Linked DNA regions of Homo sapiens: region 1 is linked to region 2. Evidence: chromatin loops called from intact Hi-C (ENCODE). Cell type or tissue: GM12878. All regions are shown on one strand. Region 1 overlaps FECH (ferrochelatase). Region 2 overlaps LINC-ROR (long intergenic non-protein coding RNA, regulator of reprogramming).

Region 1 (5,000 bases), 510 kb after region 2:
TTACAGACATGGGCAGTGAGTGAGCAGAAAACAGAATGACCACCTCGCTTCTCTTCTCAAGTGGAAAATGGTCCAGTTCCTTTAGAATATGATCTGCAAAGCACTGAGTGAGTAACAAGAAAGGAGGATAAAGAGGAAGGGAAGAAAGAAATGGAAGGAAAAAGAAAATAATTTTAAAATGAAGCCTACACCAAAAATCTCAGAGCAACCCTCAAAAATCCGAACTCTCTTTTTTAAAAAATTGCAAACAGTCCAGCCTCTCAGCATTGGTTTATCATCAAAATGGATCATAACAGTTTCAGGGGCCTAGGGAATTTGCTGGGAAACTTCTAAAGCTCGCTAATGGCTCACTGCAAATGCGCGCTGTGGATCTGCTTCCCCTCGGGAAGGACAGGGCACACTTCCAGATGGAAAGGAAACACAGATGGGAAGGAGTTGTTTTAAGACCTCTCATTTGCTCCGTTAGCAGGAAAACAGCTTACAGGGTCTTTCTAAAGCCTCCTTAGTTTGGCTTTCAGGCATACCACATTAAATACATTAGTCAGGAATAGTAGGGAAATAAGAAAATACTGCTCTATTTTTATAACAGTTTCTTCTGAGCCTCATATCCCCATCAAGTCAATTTTTATAAAAACCTTCACAACAACAGATGACAGGTGATACACACCCATTAAATTCACAGAGCCGGGAAAGATGTGGTAAACTTAGGGGCCCATTCAGTCACATCTGTGGAACTTGAGAAAGAACATGGTTCCTGCCTCCCCCTCCAAATCTCTGTCCACCAGACCAGGGAGCTCCCTTCGTCTAGCCGGCACTTTGATTCACGTCGATAGGTGCTGAAATACCAGAACTGAAGGGGCTTTCTTTCGTCTTATACTTTAATCATTCTCTGTCATTTAGCTTATAAAAAAATGCTACAAAAGACACAAATGGGTCAACTGACAAAATCAGAATATGAATGTAAATTAAGTAAAAGTTTAAATATTGACGTTAAATTTACTGAAGTTGAATGTTGTATTGTGGTTATGTAAGAGAATATTCCTGATTTTAGAAAACACACTTAAGTGTTTAGGTGTAGAGGATGGTGATATATGCATAACTTATTCTCAAATGGGTCAGAAAAAGAAATCATGTTTATACAAACACAGACACACACACATACATACACACACACGGGGCGTGTAAATGATAAAGCAAGTGGGATATACATGTTAATAACACATCAATAGGCCAGACGCAGTGGCTCACGCCAGTAATCCCAGCACTTTGGGAGGCCAAGGTTGGACGACTGCTGGAGCCCAGAAGTTCAAGACTAGCCTGAGCAACATGGAAAGACCTAATCTCCACAACATTTTTAAAAATTAGCAGGGTGTGATGGCACCTGCCTGTGGTCCCAGCTACTCAGCAGGCTGAGGCGGGAGGATCACCTGGGCCCAGAAGGTTAAGGTTGCAGTGAGCTATGATCGTTCCACTCAACTCCAGCCTGGGCAACAGAGTGAAACCCTGCCTCAAAATAATAATAATACAGTAATATAGGTAAAAGAGTAGATGAGAGTTCCTTATACTATTCTTAATCTTGTAACTTTTCTGCATATCTAAAATTATTTCTAAATGGTCCTTTGTAACTTTTTAAAAATTATAAAGGACAATTTATCAGAAACATGTAAATCTGCACTTGTTGGTATTTTGATACATCAGTGGTCAGTGAAAACTATGGGATAAGCAAACTATTCCCTAATAAATATTGAGATATTATTAATCTTTCCAGAACTCTCAAAATTTGGTAAATAAATATCCTAAGGCATAAAATGGTACCTAAAGTTAAGTTCCCTTTTCAGAATTTATAATGTAAATTCTCAGCAAATGTGACAGGATTAGATACAAACGAAACCAATATTTTCTGGTCTTTGCAGTGTTTGGAAACTAAAGATGCTCAGAAAGGATTATTTTTGGACCTCAGCCTAGATAAGGAGGCCCACTGCAAGGTTTATACAGGAGCCTAGAAGATAAATTTGCTCCAATTAACCCAACAGCTAAATAAATACCAATATTAGAGAAAACAGTAATAAAATGGCTATTTGGAGCAATTACTACCTATGCCAAGCAGAAATGTGGATTCAAAACAGAATTTGTAGTTTTAAACTATATTTTTCATTTTAGTTTAGGGTTTTGTTTTCTGGTTTCCAAAAATGTCATATCGTATCCAAAGCCTAGTGTTTTTCTTTTCTCGGCTTGCAAAGCTGCAAGTAAAAACACAAATCATATGGCTTGCAACAGCCTCTAAGCCATCTTCAAAACTGAGGCGCCATGGGCAAGGAGAAGTGCTATTTAAATCACCTAAAACCCATCTGCGGTATTTTCTACTCCCAACCTCTCTGCAGAATGAAAGAGGCACCGAGCCTCTCAGAGCCTTCAATCACACCATCTAGGAGGGCAGATAAATGCCTCTAAAATTCCCTTTCATTTTATGAACAGAGACTTCCTCAGTTAAGAGACCTTTCCATCGTTTTGCTTCCCTCCTTTTCAAAGGGCTGAATTTTAATGCAAATCTAATTACTCACTTGATCAGGGCAGGCAGATGCTGTGCAGATCCCTCCATTCCCTGCTACCACATGTCAATGCTGACCTGAAACCCCCCTCCTTTCCAATCGCAGGCCTCCCAAAGCAAAACCCAGGCTGCTGGTGCTTCAGGCAGTACTGGCTGGACCCAGCAACACAGCCATCAATGGTGCACACAGAGACCACAACTACACCCACCCCTAAGGGTAAGCTCCTTCTTTTCAGTTTTTACTTAAAATTGGATTTCAACCCAAGTGTTAACCCTTTACATGCCTAAGGAACACTGCTCTGGGGAGAGCTGGCCTGATTTCAATGATGTCTAGCACCATCTAGTGGTCACAGATTTAAATGACACCAGGCTTCTAAAGAAGTTGTTAGTAGGGTTTTTTGCCGGGAGTCAGAAAACGTTCAAGGAGTGAAAAATAAAATGGATCAAATCTAAATGACTTAATATTTCCCCTACCTAAAATAACTCAAAAGCAGAAACTTCTACTAGCAGAACAAAATTATATTTGCATAATTTAGGGCAATATTTTACCAATTGCCCTCCCATATTTGACAGGCAGAAAAGAATATGGTAACATCAGTTCAAAGCTATTAACTTTAGAACTGTAATTTTAACTTATTCTCCTAAAATCAAGCATCTGTTAATAAAAATATTATAAATATAAATTGCATAGAAGAAATATGAAATTTCTTTTAATATGTGAAACTTTCTCAATCGAAATGTTCAATTTATTTTCATGTCTCAGAACATGTAGATATATTACTTTTACATTATTAAAATCGTTTGACATTTTAAAGGATTTAGAAAGTAGAAAATTTAATTCGTTGGTCAGTCACTCAACCTACAAATGTAAGTTAGCTGAAACACCATGCACAATCTTTAATGCTCTTCTGGTCATAGGAAACACAAAACTCAAAATATCGTTTTGTTATGGTTTGGGACTAATAGCATTAATCTGAAGAAAGAAGAGTCTAGTCATTTTAATCTTTAAATGTATTTTCTCTTTTCATAATAAATCAAGAATATAATACTTTTATTTAATCCCAAACACACAATTTAAGCAAGGGAACAGTAAGGCTCAGAAGGACATCCACAAACCCAGAAGGGATGAGAAGCTGATTCACACTAGATGCTGGGGTGACAGGCAGCTGGCAAGCACTGGCTTACCTGGATGAGGAGGTGATGTGTGGGCCACCTGTCAATAGTGCTCCACTTCATCGTGGGCTTCCGTCCCACTTGATTATAGTATCTGTAAATGGCATTTAAGCTGCTGCCTGAAATATACAGAGACCACTTAGTAGATGCATTTTGATTATGGTGAAAATAAAAAACAGACTCGTAAAGGTAGTATATATAAGTTCAAAGCAGGTAACTGCTTCTTTACTGAATCAGTCTAATTACAATCATTTCAATACTCTAAAATGCATATAGATTTAACTACCCTGCAAATGAAGATCACTAAAAAGCAATCAATTTCAATGGACTTTCAAAGATTATTGATGTCAGTTCTAGTGAAAAACAAGATGGCCGTAAAGTTATGAAATATAAGCAGTCATATTTACAGGGACCAAGTCTTACAATTCAAAGTATGTCGGCCAGGCACGGTGGCTCACGCCTGTAATCCCAGCACTTTGGGAGGCCAAGGCTGGTGGATCACCTGAGGTTGGGAGTTTGACACCAGCCTGACCAACGTGGAGAAACCCTATCTCTACTAAAAAATACAAAATTAGCCAGGCATGGTGGTGCACCTGTAATCCCAGCTACTCAGGAGGCTGAGGTAGGAGAATCGCTTGAACCCAGGAGGTGGAGGTTATGGTGAGCTGAGATCGTGCCATTGCACTCCAGCCTGGGCAACAAGAGCGAAACTCCGTCCCAAAAAAAAAAAAAAAAAAAAAAAAGTATGTTATTTTTTTTCCAGTTACAAAGGTTATCAATCCCATTATAGGAAATGTATGCGATGGGGAAGAAAGGAAAAAAGAAACTGACCATTATCCCAGCATGCTAATTACAGTCATTGCTTTACTCTAATATGGTTCTTTTTTTCTTTATAGATGTTTTGTTTTACAAAGTTGTAATTTTTAATACATATGCAATTCTGCATGCTGAGTATTTTGAGCATCTTTACTTAATATTATGAAATAAATATTTTCCATGTTATGATAAAAGCTTTGTAACTATTGTTTGTTTGTGAGATGGAGTTTTGCTCTTGTTGCCCAGGCTGGAGTGCAGTGGCGCGATCTCAGCTTACCGCAACCTCCAACTCTTGGGTTCAAGTGATTCTCCTGCCTCAGCCTCCCAAGTAGCTGGGATTACAGGTATATGCCACTACGCCTGGCTAATTTTTTACTTTTAGTAGAGACGGGGTTTCTCCATGTTGGTCAGGCTGGTCTCAAACTCCCAACCTCAGGTGATCTGCCCGCCTGGGCCTCCCAAA
Region 2 (5,000 bases):
GACTATAGGGTCGCACCACCACACCTGGGTAATTTTTTGTATTGTTTTGTAGAGACGGGGTGGGGGGTGTCTCTTCATGCTGCCTGGGCTGGTCTCGAATTCCTGGGCTTAAGCGATCCGCCTGCCTCAGCCTCCCAAAATGCTGGGATTACAGGCTTGAGCCACTGCCCGGCTAGTATGGGTATATTATTAATATATGTTCCCCACCTCCTCTCAGTTCCCCAAGCACACCCCTACCTTCCCCAGTCTCCCATCTCCCAGAAGACTCCTTCCTTCAGCTGCTCCAAACTGTGGCCAGGTGTGAGCCAGCATAGTTCCAGGGCAGAAGCGTGCCTCCTCCTGCAGGCAGGCCTCCTGGGTAGCCAGGTTGGAGCCTGGAGACAGAGAGGCCAAGGCAGGTTCCACCTTGTCCACTGGGGGTTCCCATTGTCCCTGCTCTCCCCTGTCACTCCTGTCTTTCAGTTGCAACGCTGGCCCTGGGACTTCAGGCACATGACCCCACTCAGAAGAAACAAGACTGTGTGCCCAGCTCCCACAGCAGTCAAATCCCTGCAGTGGGCTGCTCATTCTACATCACTCCTAGTGGTTCTGCTTCCTTAAACCCCAGCCAAACAATGTGTCATAAAGGTGAGACGTGGAAACAGGGAAGTTATTGCCATGATTGCATTTTACATTTCAGACGTGGCCTCGCTGACCTCACTGGCATCTGGGCTGGGGTACAAAGGTCCCAGCTTGGCCAGGCTGATGTCTGCAAACCCCAGCCCTGACTGGCAGATGGGCCATGCCTCTGACCATCTCTCCTGCCCACTGGACCACTTTAACGTACTCTTTCCATCTCAAGCACAGGAACAATTCCCTTCTGGAATGTTCCTCCTTCTGAGGCTTTGAGAAGGCTCACTCTGGGGAGCGGATGGGGTGAGTCCTGGGAGTGAGTGGCACCTCTTTCCTCACTTAGAGCCTAGGTGGGGGTGAGGAGGGTGAGAAAAGGAAGGGGCCAGAAGAGGGTGAGGAGAGGAGCCCCAGGCCTTGGGGAGAAGCCCAGCAAGTGTGCAACGCCCTGCAAAGCATTTCCTCTCTCTCCCTCCCTCCTCTCTATCCCCTGACTTTATGGCTGCTACACTGGGAGAAGCTGGGTTGGCCTCCTCTGCATCTGCATTCCCGTGGGAACCAGCTGCACTACTTCCAGAAACGCCCTGCCCCAGTGGGTCCTTGGTGCTGGGCCCACCTTCCAGTAGGTTTCAAGAACTGTGTGCCCATAAATAAATCCTCCAAAGAGATGCCAATCAGCAGGTACCACCAAATTGTCCCTGGAAGTGACTTTTCTGTAGGAATCCATTATTTCTGAATTGAATGGAGGGAATCTCTGATCTCCTTCCCCTGCCTTCTGTCCCAGCTCATCCCTCCAAGGAAAGGGAGGGCCCCTCCTGGCCCCAGCCTGCCAGGGAAGGGGGTGTTGTGAACTTAGCTGGGTGTGGCCTGGAAAGCCCTTTAATGGATCCAGTTTTGTGGGGTGGGTGGGAGGCTCCAAGCACCCCCAGAGCAGGGGCCAGGGTGGTGGCAGCAGGGCGAGCCACTGTGGCTGTCACACAAGATAACTGGAGACCTACCCAGATTGGACAGAAGCCAGGCGAGCCATTGTGGCTGTCACACAAGATAACTGGAGACCCGCCCCAGTCTGGCCAGACTTCCAGTTTAAGCCTGATTTAATGACAAGCTGAGTGCAGACTCCTGAACCTCAGCACCTGCAAAAAACCAAAACCAACCAAACAAAAAACAACCAAGAAAAGAATTTCAAGGGGATTTCCTTAGTGGGAAATGAGGCACTGGGCAGGGCCCTGGGGACAGCAGCAAGTAAGGAGCCCTCAGATCTGTGGGGATTTGGGGTAAGGTGCTTCTCAAGCTGTTTCAGACCCAGGCCTCCTCCTGTTCGCACTGAGCCTAGTCTGCTGGCCCCAAGGTGACCAGGAGGTTCAGGGGCAAAGCTATGATTACTTAGAGCAGGACAGATGCTGGTTTAGGTCCCAGTTCTACCTGGTTCTAGTTATGGGACCTTTAGCATTCATTACTTTTTACCCTTAATTTTCTCTTCTGTAAAGTGAAGAACGTATTTATCTCACACTACTTCTATGAAACAGCCAATCTACTGTGTTAAATAACATAAATCCCCGCCCTGCCTCTATTCTCAGCCACAAGAACTGTTTGGCATTTGGGGTGGATCACTCTTTGCTGTGCATTTTGTGGGAGGCTTAGCTGCATCCCCAACCTCTACCCACTAGATGCCAGTAGCACCCCCAGTTGTAACAACCAAAAATGTTTCCAGACATTGCCAAGCGTCCCCTGGAGAAGTGCCCACATTGAGAACCCCTGATTTGTAGAGATGAGGCCCAGTAATTCTCTGTGGGTTGGCATGGGTTGGGGGTTGGGGGGTCGGGGGCAGAAGGCACTGCCTTCAAGGATTTGTCCTTCCCTTATAAGCTTCCAGACCATGGCCAAGCCCTTGGGCTTCTTGGGTCCTATTCCCTCATCTGTAAGTTGGTAGAACAATATACTCAACAACAGGCGATAGAATCATGGGTGATTGTGATGTGACAGTGCTATTTAATTGAAGGCACCGTCATCATCTGGAATGGTGGGTCCCTGAGAACAGGGATTCTGTCTCTCCGGTTCACTGCCAGTCCTGAGACACAACCAGGATGGATGGAGGGAAATGGACGCTGAAGGAGGAGGTGAATATTCAATGTGCTGCCTCTGTGCCTGGTGAGCTGGGCTGGGCCCCATGACTCCTTCAGCTTTAAAAGTCAATAAAATTGATTCATCCATCACCCTTTGACCCCTGCAGCAGGGCTGTCACCCAGAGGATGGTCTCAAACTGGAGTGCGCCCAGATCCACTGGAGGTGTGTCAGAAACCCGGCTTCCTAGCCATGCACACTCCAGCCATACTGCTCCAGGGTCCCATTCGGTGGGCCTGGGAGGCCCAGGATTCTGCATTTGAACCCCTTGCAATCTGACTCAGCTGCTCTGTCACCCTCCATGTCCTGGCAGCATCTGAAAGGGTCTGGGACAGGACACCCAGCAGGATGGGCAGCCCTCCCCAGCTGGTTCAGGCCCAGCCATCCCCACTTCTCTCAGTGTGGAAACTGCTCGAATCCCCCAACTCCACCTGGTAGGCACTCTGATGTCCCACACCCACAGATTGGTGCCAGGGCCAACCCTATTTGCTATGGGGCTTTCCTGGTGCCCAGAATTTGCTTTCTGGATTGTTTTAATTGTTGCCTTGGTTTTGACAAACAGCTGACGGGCAGAGTTGTTCAGGAGTAAGTGCTCTGCTTTGGAGACAGCAAGGAGAGGACGCTGAGTCCGAGCCTGTTGGGTCTTGGTGGCCCCGCAGACTCTGCCGTGACTGCCCTGACCATCTTTGCAAATCAGGCTTTATTAGCACAGAAACTTGGACTAGTGGGTCCTCTGCAAATTCTGGTTTTAAATAAACCACATTCTGGAAACTTGTAAGCAATATCTAAACTTCCCACAAAGCCCCGATTGTAAGTAAAATCATCACTCTTTAAACCTGCTGAGAAGCAACCTCTGCCACATTCTGAAGCACCCCAGAAAGGCCCTGGAGCCTCTCCCAAGCCTCCTTAGTTCGGCTTCTTTGGCAGGAACCCCTCAAGCTCCAGGAATACACAGAGCTGATGATGCTGATTTAAGAATCCTACTTTTTTTTGTTTTGTTATTCAAAAGCCCTTATTGAACTAACCAGGGTTCTTAATAGCTTCATTTGCAACAGTTTTATCCCAAGACTTACTTAGGGTTCAAGAACAACCAGCTGTGGCCCCACCCCAAAAGGCAGCTGCAAAGAACCCCCTCTGCACCCTGTCACAGTAAATCCAGGCTGCTCTCTGTCTGTGCAGGAGATGAGGGGGTGGGTGGGAACTTCATGAAGAATCAGATGGGGAAAACCTGGCTCCATGCAGAAAGATTTGAGCCCACTGAGGGTTGGAATACAGGTTTTATAACCTCTATTTTCCAGGCACCATCTTGTTCCCCCAAAGGGGCTTTCTCCTTAAACTTTTTCCCCTGACCCCTGGCAACTGCCATTCTACTTTCTATTTCTATGAATGTGACTACTCTATGTACCTCACATAAGTGGAATCCTATGGTATTTGCTCTTTAGTGAGACTGGTTTATTCCACTTAGCATAAAGTCCTCAGGGTTCATCCATGTTGTACCATGTGTCAGGATTTCCTTCCTTTAAAAGGCTGAATAATATTTAATTCTGTGTATGTGCCACATTTTGTTTATCTACTCATTCACAATGGACACTGGGGCTACTTTCTCCTTTTGCCAGGGTGAATCATGCTGCTATGAACATGGGTGTACGGATCTCTCTTTGAGACCCTGTTTTTAATTCGTTTGGGTATGTTATCCAGAAATAGAATTGCTAGAACATATGCTGTTTCTACATTTTATTTTTTGAGGAACTGTCATACCGTTTCCCGTAACAGCTGCACCATTTTACATTCCCACTAACAGTGCACAAAAATTTTAATTTCTCTGCATCCTCCCCAAGACTTACTTTGTTTGTTTGTTTGTTTACTATTTTTATAGCAGTCTTCCTAATCAATATAAGGTGGTATCTCATTATAGTTTTGATTTGCATTTCTCTTACAATTAGCGATGTTGAGCATTTTTTCATATGCTTTTTGATCATTTGTATATCTTCTTTTGAGAAATGTTTATTCAAGTTTTTTGTCCATTTTTTAATTGGATTGTTACCTTTTGGTTGTATCCACATTTTCTGTGTTCACGCAAGTCATTGATAAAATGTAGGACTGGCCCTACATTTTATGGTGGGGCCTGAGGGTAGGCTCCTGTGGCACACTGCTCAAAACCTCACTCCCATGTGCATGGTGTTCACATGAATCATTCAGCAGCTCATGCCCTAACGGGGCTCAGGCCCCACTCTACTGTTCCATCATCAACTCAGTGGGGAAGACTCCAG

The links. Hi-C counts contacts between places; a loop is a spot of excess contacts. Peaks named below come from ENCODE experiments on the same cell type or tissue, not always from the same donor. Only the 100,000 strongest peaks of a DNase experiment are listed, where the experiment ranks them.
Region 1: it touches region 2 in a loop (4-fold over the local background); 2 of 110 quality-filtered maps call a loop at or near these places.

What each region holds. Positions count from the first base shown.
Region 1 is chr18:57,559,141-57,564,140 of GRCh38, forward strand. FECH (ferrochelatase) reads right to left here. Exons shown (of 11, transcript NM_000140.5): 6 at 3,734-3,840; 7 at 5-103. Among named protein-coding and RNA genes, the nearest start is that of FECH, 25 kb to the right of the region's middle. RefSeq lists a silencer at 3,710-3,883. In GM12878, a CTCF peak has its summit at 2,886 (motif pointing left); no DNase peak of the experiment used is centred here.
Region 2 is chr18:57,050,109-57,055,108 of GRCh38, forward strand. It overlaps LINC-ROR (long intergenic non-protein coding RNA, regulator of reprogramming), which reads right to left. Exons shown (of 5, transcript NR_152602.1): 5 at 4,451-5,000. It overlaps LOC105372136 (a long non-coding RNA gene), which reads left to right. Exons shown (of 3, transcript XR_935515.2): 1 at 1-28; 2 at 463-915; 3 at 1,130-1,374. Among named protein-coding and RNA genes, the nearest start is that of WDR7-OT1, 13 kb to the left of the region's middle. RefSeq lists an enhancer at 1,765-1,984. In GM12878, a CTCF peak has its summit at 2,273 (motif pointing right); a DNase peak (open chromatin) is centred at 1,783.